2 separate regions of the Homo sapiens genome follow, and region 2 is linked to region 1. A link is a contact called in ENCODE Hi-C data. All regions are on one chromosome and are shown on one strand. The core of a region is the stretch at or near the end of the contact, and the rest is flanking DNA. Distances in the headings are between cores, read along the strand shown.

Evidence for each region. A loop is a pair of places that touch in the nucleus more often than their neighbours do. Pooled maps may share reads with other maps.
Region 2: a map of ascending aorta shows a loop between it and region 1 (1.9-fold over the local background). The contact joins two enhancer-like sites. A Hi-C loop is called at or near these places in 1 of 168 maps with a recorded cell type or tissue (ascending aorta) and 1 of 50 pooled maps.

Annotation. Positions count from the first base shown.
Region 1 is chr2:237,290,049-237,293,087 of GRCh38, reverse strand. It overlaps LOC105373954 (a long non-coding RNA gene), which reads left to right. Exons shown (of 4, transcript XR_924039.3): 4 at 1,342-2,986. Among named protein-coding and RNA genes, the nearest start is that of COL6A3, 120 kb to the left of the region's middle. Within about 2 kb of position 1,512, at least 34 of the 41 ENCODE cell types and tissues checked have a DNase peak (open chromatin) inside an H3K27ac peak, as active enhancers do; they include ascending aorta, where a contact is called at or near this core.
Region 2 is chr2:237,353,595-237,356,633 of GRCh38, reverse strand. It overlaps COL6A3 (collagen type VI alpha 3 chain), which reads left to right. Exons shown (of 44, transcript NM_004369.4): 24 at 1,700-1,735. Among named protein-coding and RNA genes, the nearest start is that of COL6A3, 59 kb to the left of the region's middle. Within about 2 kb of position 1,518, at least 4 of the 41 ENCODE cell types and tissues checked have a DNase peak (open chromatin) inside an H3K27ac peak, as active enhancers do; they include ascending aorta, where a contact is called at or near this core.

The DNA.
Region 1 (3,039 bases), core at 263-2,762:
ATGCAGGCCCCATGTTTTTGATGGTTTAGGTACAAAACTGTAGAGGCATAATCACCTTGATCCTTGAGTGACTGTGTGGAGTAGAGGCCTCTGCTGTCCTATATAGGACTGGTAATGTGAGTGAAAAAATAAATTTGGCTGGATTAACCTACTGAGATTTTGGAGTTGTTGGTTACTGCAGCACAACCTAGCCCCCTTTCCCAACCCACCCCAATAACATACCAGTTGGAAAATGATGGTGACAGATCAGCTGATCCTTCACATTCAAAGAAACTGCATTTCTACAAAATGCTGTAATTGACAAGAATGTCATTCCAACCCTTATGTACTACCACTGCAGTGTCACTCTTTGCAGGAAGATAAATTACTTAATGTGTCTCTTTTCTCCCAGCAGCTGGCATGGTGTTTATCACTGAATAAACATGGAAAATGGTCACTGAGTATTCTTTATATTAATTATTTCCCAAAAATATGACTCAGAAATTAGAACAGCACTCAGTGCCCTTTATCTTATTTTATGTTTCCATTTTCATCGTTAAATTCCTCTGAAGTCATTGGCATTATGACCATAGGAAAAATATCTGATTTACTCCGTTCTTAGGTAAAAACATTTTGACATTCATTTTATTTCTCTTATAAATCATTTAAGAGAAATCTATGCAAGTCACATGCTTCTGTGAAAAATGGAAAAATTAAAGTAGTTTTTGGAAACCTTAATGACACATAGAGGAATTTTTAAACTTCTTGGGAGTTTACTGTAAACACACGCAGTACAGCACTAAAACACATTGGAAGTACTAAGGAAAGAGACAGTTTGGAAATATTTGAAAATAGCTGTTACAGCTTCATTTGCTTAACTTTTGGAGCCTCAGTTTCCCCATCTGTGAAATGGAAATGATTTTACAGTTGAAGAAACGAAGAAGCAGTTGAATCAGCTGCTTGAGAGAGCAGAAGCTCTGGTGCCAGACTGGGTCCTTGTCAGAGGATCGTCATTTACTAGCAGATGGGCACGTTATTAGTAGTTATGTTTTCTGTGCCTCAGTTTCCTCATCTGTAAAATAAGGTTAATAGCACCTATAGTGTAGAGTTGCCGTGAGCATTCAGTTAACATTTCAAGTGTTACCTGGCACATAGCTATGATTATGTGTTAACTCCCTCTACTTCTGCAAAGTTTACTTAAAATATCAAATATCATATGTTCTTACCACAATATGTATGTACTTCCGAATTTCTCGCCACTTTTATTAGAATAAACTCTTATGTTTGACCCAGCTGTACGTTTGATACAGCTCATTTAAATGCCTTATCACAGTGAATTCCTCTCTTGTCTGCTTTTCAAAGATAAAAATGGGGAAAATGATCAACGTAGAAGATGGCAGCCAGACTTGAAACGACACAGAAGGGAAGCAGTTCTTCTGAAAAAGGAGACGTGCTGAGTAAACAGTCCCTGAAGTGCTCCTGGCTGGGCTCCAGATGAGTAATGATTTATGAACGGGAAATCTGGGTCGGCCGGGCTTCAGTCCCGCGGCGCAGGGAGATGGAAACCAGATGCGGAGGCTTCATCCAGAGGCCCAGGAGCGGCAGCAAGGAGGGGGTGAGGGTGCAGAGAGGGACACAGAACCACGAAGGGCACATGTGGCGCGGGGAACACACAGAGAGGGGAGGAGGAGAAGACAGAAAAGAGGAGGGAGAGGAGAGAATCAACCAAGCCGTCACTCTTGGAAATAAAACACCCTTCAGAGTTAACTCAGAAAACGTTTCCTCAGCCAGAAAACCTGGTGCTTCCTCAGAATATACGTTTTGTTTTCATCTACGTTCCCATGGAAACCAGCTAAAAAAGTTCAGACACATTTGTTGACTTCAACTACTTGGAGTACAGAGACCGTGTCTGTGTGTGTGTCTCAATATACACAACGTGTTTCCAAATATGTTTCAATGAAATGCTGGTTCTCTTCCAATTAAATCTCTGCGAGAGTTCAGTTTCCTAAAAGCTAAAAAGAATTGATTTTTAATGCAATTCTGCCAAAGAGAAGAAAATTTAAGTGTGTATTCTTCCTATTGCCAAACTGTCCAATACAAAGCAAATCAGACATCTAGAACAGGGATCAGCAAACTATGGCCAGTGGGCAAATTTTGGCCCACAAACTCTTTCTGTATAGTCCACAGGTTAAGAGTGGGTTATTTATTTATTTATTTTTGGTTGTTGTTGCTTTGCATTTTTTAAAAGTTGTAACAAAAAACGAGAAGATTATAAAACAGGATTGTGTGTGGCCCACAAAGCTGAAAATATTCACTCTCTGGTCCTTTACAGAAAAGTTTGCTAAGCCCCGATCTAGAATATGATGCTTTTGCCAGTGAAGCTGTTGTACATGATAACAGGTCAGCTGGGTAATAATTTCTATAAATGAAACGATTCTTAGAAATATTGATATAGACCCATAGAGTGCTTTGGTGTAAACACTCATTTGATCACTTCACGCTAAGCCACTGAGCTCCGCCCTCGAAGTGGGGAAAGCTGGCGAGTAGCACGCGGGGGTAGACGAGCTCTCCCTGGCCACGCCGAGGGGAAAGCACATGACGTTCTGGGTCTGTGCAGAGCTGCAGCGGCTCCCAAATACAGTGCTGGCACTCATCTCTCAAACCTCGTAAAGGAGCATGAGCAATGGACAGTGAAAAGTCACAGAAGAATGTATCCTGGGCTTTGGAGAGACCCAAAGAATAAGGCACTCATGGAGAAGCAACAGATTGTACCCTGGCTTTGATCAAAGTGACCCTGACCAAATAATGATGAGAATAATAAACAAAAACAATAGCTAATGGTGACTAAAATTTATTGGGTGTTTATGGTGTGCCAGGCATCATGCTGAGCACTTTCCTTGATTTACCTTATTTAATCCCCATAATGACCTTCTGAAAGCGGAGGAACAGACTCAGAGGTAAAACAACTCTTTCAGAGTGAAATAGCTGTTAAGAGGCAGAGCCATGGTCTGAGAACAGATTCTTTTTTTAAATTTTTTTAGAAAAATCTTTTATTAAACT
Region 2 (3,039 bases), core at 269-2,768, 64 kb before region 1:
CTCTGCTCAGAAATGAACAGAGCACAAAGGCTGCAAGCTGGGGCTGGGTGCTGGGAACTGGGCCCTCAGCCACGCCCTGAGGGGCAGTGGCTCGTTCGGCCCGGCACTTGGGCCAGTAGAGTTCGCTGGGGTGAGGGGCTTTCAAAAGGAGCGACTCACCAAAATCAAATTGATGGACTATGGGCATCATTTTGCTTTGAAAATTCAGAAGAAAATAGAAATTTTGAAAATATCATTTTAAAATGTTTGAGCACTATTTATTTATTTATTTTTAATAAATTGTAAAGACCTGGATCAACTGCTTGGAAGTGAGCATTATTTTTGAATAATGCTATATAATGAAAAAGAAGCTATATAATGAAAAAGAAGAAATACTCATCAAATGTTACAATGGGCTATTACAACTCAGCGTGTGAGCAGAGCCAAAACTTGGTTTCATGAAATGACTTAAAATTGAGTAGTTCATACAATTAATTTCAATTCTACACACAAGGTAGAAACTGGATTTGAATTCGGTTTCAGTCACGGGCTCTTGAGGACTCAGTTCTTCCTTTTGTGGTCTAATGGCCTGCTATCCCTTCCCTTAGGACCACAGTGCCAGGCTCAGGCCAAGCTGAAATGTGTCCCTCCCACTGGGCTTCAGCATGCCTACATCCCCTTTCTAGAGTCTCCGCAGGCGGCCTCTGGCCTGAGCAATGTATCACTGAGTGCTGCTGGACTCTCATGGAACTCTAGCATGTCTCTTTTGGGAGGGGCCAGGCCAGATTGTTGGTTTGTAGAGGAGAACAGTGTCCCCTTGTCTCAAATTTTCCATGGAAGGTGGCCAAGATCTTCCGCTGAAGCAGGTGGCATTACAGCGAATAATGGCAAACTGGTCACCGCAGATCACTGGGCTGGTCCATTGGAAGTGGAGAGTGAGGTTCCTAGGTTGATGTAGCAGATGACTGAGCCCCACAACAGAGCTAGTCGGTCACAGCCTCTGCAACACCAACCCTAACTTTGCAAAGACCGCCTGGGACATTCATAAAGTCCCACCCCAAACCTTTCTACTGCTGAGGAAACAATTTTGAGGTGGAAATTAATGGATTACTTGTGAAGTAAGCCCACATGTTTGAACTAAAGGTCACCTCTGGAGCATCCAGGAAGATGTTGCCAAGTCGTGAGCCCTACCTAAGTACACGAGACGTTTAGGTGCACATGTGTGTGCTTCAGATATTTTACTTAACCGAGTGTGTGTTGTGTTTGGCCGGGATCACTTGGAGAACCTGGGACTCCCTTCCATTATAATTAATGTATTTCATGACTTCTCAGTACAGTTGGGAAGGTGGAAGAAAAATAGACAGGTTGACATTCCCTTTTCACATTCCTCATTTGAAACTGGCTGGGATCGTGCAGCCAAAAGGAGTCATTATTTTGCTTGGCAGGTCTGCAGTAATTCTCAAAACTTCCATTGGGTGATTAACAGGAGCAGCAAGGAAGCAAAACTTCACCCGGATGAGGGTGGAGGAAGGGTGTCTGTGTGTGCGAGTTTCCCCAGGGCTGATGAGGTGTGGTTTCTGGTTCTTGGCACGATGTGGGTGCTTGGGAAGATTCCCCTGAGTAACCGCAGAATAAGAGGGTGAAGTCTGAAAGAGCTCTAGGCCCCATGCCCAGCGTCCCATGCTCCCCCTCACAGTTTGTGGGACTTTTTCTTCCACAGGGTGGCTTTGGCCGAAGGGGACCCCCCGGAGCTAAGGTGAGCCTCATGCAGTGCCCCCTGGAGACTCTCTTCAAACAGCCCAGATGCCGCCCAGCCCAGGAGTGAAAAACACTCTCTCCTGTGAACCCAAAGCTTCGGAGACAGATACCAATCAATTTAGAAAGTTGATTTCGCCAAGGTTAAAGACATGCCCGTGACACAGCCTCAGAAGGCCCTGATGACACCTGCCCAAGGTGTTCGGGGCACAGCTTGGTTTTACACATTTTAGGGAGACATGAGACATCAATCAATATGTGTGAGATGTACATTGGTTCGGTCCAGAAAGGTGGGACAACTCGAGGCAGGGGAGGAGGCTTCCAGGTCATAGGTAGATAAGAGACAAAAGGTTGCATTCTTTTGAGTCTCTGATTAGCCTTTCACTGAATACACAGTTTACCAGAACAGTCACCTATGCCTTAGTTAGGCTTAGTGAAAAACAGGGCGAAGGAAGCAATTGGATATGCCTTTGTCTCCCATGAGCAGAGGGATGACTTTCAGTTCTGTCTGTCCTTTGTCCACAAGGAATTTCCCTGTGGGCAGAATGTGAGGGAGGTATTCAGCTTAAAAAAAAAAAAATCTGGCCAGGACGGTGGCTGATGCCTGTAATCCCAGCACTCTGGGAGGCTGAGACAGGCGGATCACCTGAGGTTGGGAGTTCGAGACTAGCCTGACCAATATGGAGAAACCCCGTCTCTACTAAAAATACAAAATAGCCAGGCGTGGTGGTGCATGCTTGTAAGCTTGTAATTCCAGCTACTCAGGAGCCTGAGGCAAGAGAATCACTTGAACCCGGGAGGCAGAGGTTGCAGTGAGCCAAGATCATGCCATTGCACTCCAGCCTGGGCAACTAGAGTGAAACTCCATCTCAAAAAAAAAAAAAAAAATTCTTTGTAGCTATCTTATTTAAGAATAGAATGGGAGGCAGCTCTGTCTGATGCAGTTCCCAGCTTGACTTTTCCCTTTGGCTTAGCGATTTTGGGGTTCTGAGATTTATTTTTCTTTCATCCTCCTTGGGCTGTTCTGGCTCCCGAGGCTCTGTCAGCCGTCTCCTTAAACAGCCTCTTCTGCAGAGTCTAGAGAAAATGGTGCCCAGTGGGGACTTGGGGTCCAAGTGCAGGAAACATGACTGAGGCAGTAGTGTCCCGGGCGGGCGCCTCTTCCAGAACGTGCTCACCTATCTGGCCATCAGCAACCCGCAACTTCCCGGTGTCTCGGTCCTCTGCTTTAGGTCTAAATGATCCCTGTTTCACAAAGCTGTCCGAGGAGAGGTGAGGCAAGAGTGAGGAACAATTGTAGAAGTG